Regions from separate parts of the Homo sapiens genome. Here all the other regions are linked to region 2. The links are chromatin loops, found by intact Hi-C in ENCODE. Cell type or tissue: Caco-2. All regions are shown on one strand.

Region 1 (2,500 bases), 830 kb before region 2:
TCCTTTGTCTATAGATACTCTGCTATTTCTGTTTTTGCTGTTACAAAAATAATGCTGTTTTAAATTTCATTTTGTATACTTTTTTGAGGCATGTGTATGAGTTATTCTAAGGTAAAAAAATAAGAAAAAATTGCTGGGTTATAAGATTGTCACATGCTCGAATTTACAAGATAATGCCAAATCATTTTTCAAAGTAATTATACCTATTTATACTACCGGTATGAGTATATTGGTGCCCACATAGTTGCTTGTTCTGCCAAAGTTTGGTATGATCGAACAATAATTTTTGCCCATCAAATGGCATAAAATAAAATCTCAGTGTGCTTTTAATTTGCATTTTCTATGTTTAAGAATTGTTTCTTTTTTAACCATTTATAATTTACTTTTGCTGAAATGCTTGCTTATTATTTTTGCTCCCCATTTTTTCCTATTGGATTGCTTTTCTCATTAATTTATAAGAATTTTATATGGTTTAGATACTAATTATTATATTACTGAAAATACCTTTATCAGTTTGTTGTGTACTTTCTACTTTATGTCTTGTGATGGATAAAAGTTTTAAATTGTATTGTGTTGAAGTTAACATTTTTAAATTTTATAATCAGCATCTTTAATAATCTCTTTATAAAATTTTCCTTTACATAGATGTCATAAAGATACATCTCTATAATTTCTTATTTTTTTGGCATATGTTCATTAAGTCATTTTATCATTTTTTAGTAATAAATTGCAGTTATTTATGAAACAAATAATTTTTAAAATTATATATGCTTTCTTTAAAAATTGATCTTAGCATGCTTCACTATGAAGCTTGAGGCTTCACTGCACGTTGTACTGAAATTATGTATAAAACAGTGGTTCTGAAAATCTCTGAGTTCATGACACCTTTAGTGTCTCAGGTTTTTTTGCTTTTGTTCTTGTTTTTTCTCACAAAGCACCTAAGTTAAATAAAAACAAAGCACAAAGCTATCAGCTTCATGTATTAAGTAGTAAGCTCCCATGTTAACAGTTGTAACTTGCCTGGTGCCCAATAGATGTCACTCTGTTTTCCTAGAAACTTTAAAATATCCCTCAGTGCTCCTGTTAATTCATGGTAGTGCCCCAAGGCACTCTGGCACCCAGTTTTGGAACTGCAGTTTTAAAAGTCATAAATTGAATGAAAATGATAGCAAAGGTGGAGGTTTTTAAAGAGCTATTTATAGGTCCCTGGACAGCATCTTTTTTCAATTAGGCAGCAACCTTTTTGCCCTATGCCGTAACCTGTGTCTGCAACTTCCTCTAATTGGGGTGAGTAAGAGATTTTGTTATGTATATAATAGCTAAGAATATAGTAATAATGGCTTAAATCATGGTTATTTTTAAACTACTAACATTTAGAAGACAAAATAAAAATGCTTTGAAAAGTATAGAGGTTTTAGTGTAATTAGCAGGGAATAATGAAATGATTTGATAGGGCTACTCAGTTTTGTATAACTTTGGTGCTTTAAGTCTGAATGCAGAGCATGGATGTTGTGATCCAGCCTTTATATGTTTTCCCTGAAGAAGATTTAATTTATTTGGCCTTTTGAGAAACACATTTGGCATTGTAATATGTTTTGCTTCCAGGTTCTATCTCCAAGGATAATTTGACAAAATCACACATAAATTTATTTTCAGGGCACACAGTTTCCCTTTTAGGGAACTCACAGAGGTAGAGAGTAATACAATAATCACATTTGAATATTCAGTAAGTGAGGTCCTCATAGATCTTATGTGTATGTCACCATGTATATAATTTTGTTAATCACTAGATGTATGAGACAAGAAATTTGAGGAACCTTAACTAGAGATTAAAATAGGGATTTAAATCAAAGAAACATTTAAATGCCTCCTTTATTATTTAAATACCTGCATGGTGAATCATTGAAAAAAAAATAAAAAGCATACAACTTGGGAATATTCTAAACCAAGAAGAATTTGTTATTCTGGTTGATTTTTTTTTTTCAGGCTCCCACAGGCAACTTACCTTTATCTCTTTGTGATTTTTATTTCTTGTTAAAATATACAGAAATAGTTAAGCAGATTCATAGAGCTGAATGATAAAATTGTACTACGAGATGCACTGGGACTCAACGTGACCTTATCAAGTGAGGTGAGCCATTCATTAATTCAGATAATGGAACTTATTATCATAATCTTTTGCTTATGCTATTGTTGAGCTTAACTACTTATTCATATTTGCATATGCATATTGAGATAATATCATTTCATTAATTTCAGTACTGAACACTAATCTCCTAAGAGTAATTGTGAAAGTTTCAGATTGCACTATTTTTAACTATATATCTGTATGTTATCTTCATATATGCTTGAATAACTTATAAGCAATTGAAACTTTCAATTACAGTATACTATTGAAGCAAATCAACTAATATATACACATATCCATTAGCAATAGTAGATAATTTTTGTAAATGTCCAGCACAGTTCTTCATATGTAGAGGATGTTCAAATTGGCTAA
Region 2 (2,500 bases):
ATGTGGGACTGAAGGAAGGATGCCATTTTCAATTCAGGCTCATGACAAAGTCAGTCAGTGTTTGACAACCCAGCTGTAGTGGCCACCGTAGATATTTTAATCTCTGCCCAGAAATTGGAGTGCTTGTTCTGTAGTGGGGGAAGAGCCCCCCACAGCCAGAACTGAGTGGCTGTTGCAGTGCACCCCCAGAGTAAGTGCTAAAATTGTGCTATCTCCTGTCATTGGACTGGAGTGGGAGGACAGTTGCTGAAGCCATGGTTTATCTTGGGCAGGGTGATTTGTGGCCAGGAGAAACAGCTTTGTGGCATAGGGACCATCTGCATATGTCATTACTGGATGCCCCAGCCTGTTATCCTAGTTAGTCAGAAGACTGTTCACCACCAATACTGAGGAGTGGGAGGGAGGTGGATCCCATTTGTGCTCACTTAGATGGGAGCGTGAGCCACATCTTTATTCCCTTGCAAATAACTTAATCTAGTGTCACCCCCGCTGCTCGATGCCTGGGCACATTTCCAGGCATTCAGAGCACTTGCTTCCCTGAAATAGGGGCCTGAGCTGCCCTTCCCTTCCCCTGCAAAGACCTAGTTGTAGCAGCAGTTCCTCTGCTCTGCAGCAGCTACTCTACTTCTTGCCGGGTGACATATTTCCAGGCAACTGGCATACCTGCTCACCTGGATTAGGTGACTGAATTGCCCTTTCCTTCCTGCGAAGAGATCTTAGTGCAGTGGCACCCTGTCTGCTCTATGCCCCGGCATAATTCCAACCATTCAGTCCACTATCTTGACTGGATTAGAAGCCTGTGTCATCCCTCTCTCCAGGTCGGAAATCTTGGTACAGTGGCGCCCTCTTCCATCCACACTCAGGCATAATTCCAGGCATTCAGCACAGCTGCTTGCTTGGATTAGAATCTGAGCCTCTCCTCCCTTTCTGTGCATAGATTTTGGTGCTGCAGTACCATCTCTGCTCCACACCCAGGCGTACTTCCAAGCATTTAATGTACTCACTTGCCTGGAGGAAAAGCCTGGGCTGACTCTCCCTTTTCATGTGGAGATCTGGATACATTGGAACCCCCTCTGCTCCATGCCCAGACATATATCCGGGCATTTGGAACACTCACTCTTCTAGATTATGAATTCAGGCTGCCCCTCCCTTCCTGGAGAGCCAACTTGGGACAGTGGAGTTATCTCCACTCTACACCTTGGCACTTGTCTGGGCACTTGGCAGCTGCCCATCAGATACCCACCCCTTGGAGCTGGTGTTTGCACCTGCCATTGGGTGACATGTAGGCGAGCCTGCTTGGCATAGCCCCATTCAGCTTGGTTCCCCACTCCAGGGCTAAGCTGGGAACTGAGACTACTATCCATTTCACAGGACACACCATTGGCTGAGGCAACAGTGAGCTTCTCAAGGTTAACAAAGATCATGCATAGGGAGATGTGTGTTGACTGCAGCCAGATCCAACCCATATTGCCACCTACTGGTGTAGACATCAAGCTGCACAACCAAACAAAAAATCTGACACCAGTGCACAGCACTAGGGAATGAGATAAGCTTCCTGAGACCTCCCCATTCTGACTCCACAGGAGGCAGTGAGCACACTCACATGTCCAGCAAATTGCTACTACAACTAGCATTTAAGAAAGTCACCATACAAAAGATATCTATAACCAAGAAACTTACATAGTCTTTGCCACTAAAGCACCTGGAACCAAAGCCAAAGAACTCTACACAATGCATATTATAGCCACACCCTCAAGGGGGAAAATCTTACTCAAATGAAAGCAAATCCAAAAATGAGAAGAGGAGATAGCTAATCAGATAAGAAGGAACCAGAGAGATAATCCTGGAAGAATGAAAACACAGAGTGTTAAAACACTAACTGCCCAGCAATGGATCCTAATTAAAATGAAATCTTTGAAATACCAAATAAAGAATTCAAAATGTTTATTTTAAAGAAATTTAATGAGACCCAAAAGAAAATTGAAAGCCAATACAAATAAATCATAAAACAATTCAGAATATGAAAGAAGAGACATATATGGTTTTATAAAACTTCTGAAAAAAAGATGTGTTGACAGAATTACAAAATATAGCTGTAAGCTTTAACAATAGGCTAGTATAAGCAAAATAAAAGATTTTAGAACTAGATGGCAGGTCTTTCAAATTAACCTATTTGAACAAAAATTCAAAAGAGATTTTAAAAAAAGCTTTTGATAAATATTGGATTATGTAAAGCCTTCAAAACTATAAGTAGTAACTATTCCAGAGATAACAGAAAAATTGTAAAATAAAACATATGGAAAATATATTCTAGGGAATAATTGAGAAAAACTTTTCTGGTCTTGTTAAAGTTCTAGACATCCAGATACAATATATTTAAAGAATTCTTGGGAGATACATTGCAAGAAGGAACTCATCAAGGAATATAGTCGTCAGACTATACAAAGTCAACAAGATAGAAAAAAATTCTAAAATGGGCAAGAGAGAAACATCTAATCAC
Region 3 (2,500 bases), 160 kb before region 2:
AGCCTAAAAGATTAGCATGTTCCTTGCTGTGGGAAGTTTTACTTCACCTGAATTCCAGAGAGTATAAAAGGATTCACCTGAAGAATCAGGCCTATCAGATACTAAATTATGTCATCAGAGAGTCAAGATCATGATCAGGCCAGTTGAAAATCCAGGATTACCTCTTCTTGGGTTTGTGGCCAATCAGAGTGGCCCAAGTATTCAATGGCCTGATTGGTGCAAAGAATGATGGACTAAAATATGTTTATGAGAGAGTCTTTGTGACTAAATGAATAAAAAAAACTCAGGAATGCAGAAAGACTGACACCATAATATTAGCTATATCTTTACAAATTGATGGTGTTACATAAATAATTTATCCTCTCAAAAACGCTGATTTTATCATAAAAAGTGTTCATTTATCACATCATAGTACTTAATGTTTGGACAAAATCATATGAATACATACTATTAGTCATAGACAATTTATTAGTAAAGATTTAATTATTGTATTTCTTTTAAGTGCTAAAATATCACCCAATAGATTTTATTCACCTCTTCACTTTCCTTTTATTCAAATATATCTATTAATAAAGATGCTTCTATGTATTCTAAGTATTTATTTTCTTGGCATAACCAAACCTTTTTCAACCTGAAAATATATTTAATATGTAATTGAAATGAAGAAAACAGAAACTCATAAGATAATGTGCATCTATCTTGTTAGAAAAAGCTGACAGTTTTTGGAATAAAATGGTGTTTTAGTGAAAGTGAACATTTATATTGGTGTCAACTGCAGAAGTATTTCAAATAAAATTAATAAAGAAACAAGTATTTGGTGTCGGTTCATTTTAACCCTGTTTGATCTTAACAGGAAATGATAGCTATTAAAATGACGTTAGGTCACAGAATACACTGAAAGTAGAGATCAATGGAGAGCAAACAATGCTACATTTTTAGATCAAGGTTCTAACACTAGGGAATGTCCCAAGATGCATTTCATTTTCAAATAAATTCCTTCTACTTGGAGCCAAAGGTCAGCAAGCTAGCATTAGTTAAAGAGATTTCAGCTGCATCAAAGTTAAATAACAACCAAAAGTCACCCACAGCAGAGCCTCTCTAATCCATAGATGTGTCCCCAAGGGCGGCAGGCCAAAGTAGAAAACAGAGATTTGTTCAAGGTGCCAACAATAATTGCTGTGATCAGCAGGTATCTTGGGCTGAGAGCTCAGGATAAGAAGCTTTTTTTTGTTTGCCTCACAGAAGAAAAAAATCTATTTAAGCACACTTACTTGTTGAACTAAATACATGTAGTTGGAACTGATTAATCTCTATAACACAACACAGCCAATTATAATAATGTTTAGAAATATGACATTTTATAGTAAACATAGGAAACTTTATATTCCTTTAAAATATCTGATCAACCTAATGCATAGAATACCTTTTAGGTTTTTTTTTAAGTGAAGTCTTTCTGTGAAAAGCTTTTTCATCCTGTTGAAAATATCAATATTACAAGCCAGAGTTGTTTCTTTCAGATAAATAAATATTGATTTTCCTCCTCTATTTTTTACCAATGACAGGCAACTGCCTTCATTGCTCTGAATATTTTATTGTTTTAGAATTGACAAATTCCATTAGCATTGAATTTTTATTGTTTCATTGTTCCCACTTTTAAAAAAGGCATTTGTGTTATTTTATGTGTGTGTGGTAGATAAGACAGAAAAGTGAGACTGAAATTAATGTAGCACTCACTCCCTATACCATAGTTTCCTTGTCGAATATGATTTATCTAAGTTTGACCTATCACTGACTTTGCAAGAATTTATTAAAAACTGAGCTGTTTCCAATTTCATTCTTTTTAGCAAATTAGACAACAAAGTTATGTACATTAATGCAACAATTAATTGTAACCAAGAGCTGCTCAAAATATCTCATGTGAATGAATTTAAACATATGTCACTTAATTCCTAGCAATTGTTCTGTGGTGCTCTGTGTAGGCAAGTGTTGTGACTGTACTTAATGTTAACCACCATTGGACAAATTAGCAAACACAGCCTGATATGTGCATGCACATTGACTTGATATACTGGGCTTTATTTTCTCATTATCTTTGCATTCAAATCTGACTTATTATACCAGAATAAGTATTAAGACAATATTGATCTAATTCACCAAATTTCAATTCATTTGTATGTCAGATGGATGATTTTAGAAATTCAACCAACAGCAAAGTGACATAAAGAAATTACCCAAATGCAGAAAAAAAATCAACACATTGTTATAAAAGTACTTTTTAAATCTTGAGTTCAAAAAATTCTAAAAGAAAGACATAAAAAGAATTGATAAACATATTATACATTTACCTTGTTGTTTGTTGTTAACCTTCTCTAAACATTACTTTATGAACATGCCTCAAAATTCCTCCAATAAAAATGTGTTTCCAAAGACTCGTTTGAAATATTTTAATAGTTAATAATGCTTGGACAATTTTTAAGGCTTCATACTAGATTTCACTCAA

The links. A loop is a pair of places that touch in the nucleus more often than their neighbours do. Peaks named below come from ENCODE experiments on the same cell type or tissue, not always from the same donor. Only the 100,000 strongest peaks of a DNase experiment are listed, where the experiment ranks them.
Region 1: a loop joins it to region 2, with 15 times the contacts of the local background. A loop is called at or near these places in 7 of 110 quality-filtered maps.
Region 3: it touches region 2 in a loop (8-fold over the local background); 2 of 110 quality-filtered maps call a loop at or near these places.

The regions. Positions count from the first base shown.
Region 1 is chr2:192,748,742-192,751,241 of GRCh38, forward strand. PCGEM1 (PCGEM1 prostate-specific transcript) reads left to right here and starts at 1,104. Exons shown (of 4, transcript NR_152587.1): 1 at 1,104-1,287; 2 at 2,048-2,131. In Caco-2, a CTCF peak has its summit at 1,052 (motif pointing right); no DNase peak of the experiment used is centred here.
Region 2 is chr2:193,583,341-193,585,840 of GRCh38, forward strand. No RefSeq gene overlaps it. Among named protein-coding and RNA genes, the nearest start is that of LINC01821, 760 kb to the right of the region's middle. RefSeq lists a silencer at 1,400-1,529. In Caco-2, CTCF peaks have their summits at 859 and 1,467 (motif pointing left); DNase peaks (open chromatin) are centred at 841 and 1,481.
Region 3 is chr2:193,427,527-193,430,026 of GRCh38, forward strand. No RefSeq gene overlaps it. Among named protein-coding and RNA genes, the nearest start is that of PCGEM1, 680 kb to the left of the region's middle. In Caco-2, no CTCF peak of the experiment used is centred here; a DNase peak (open chromatin) is centred at 1,115.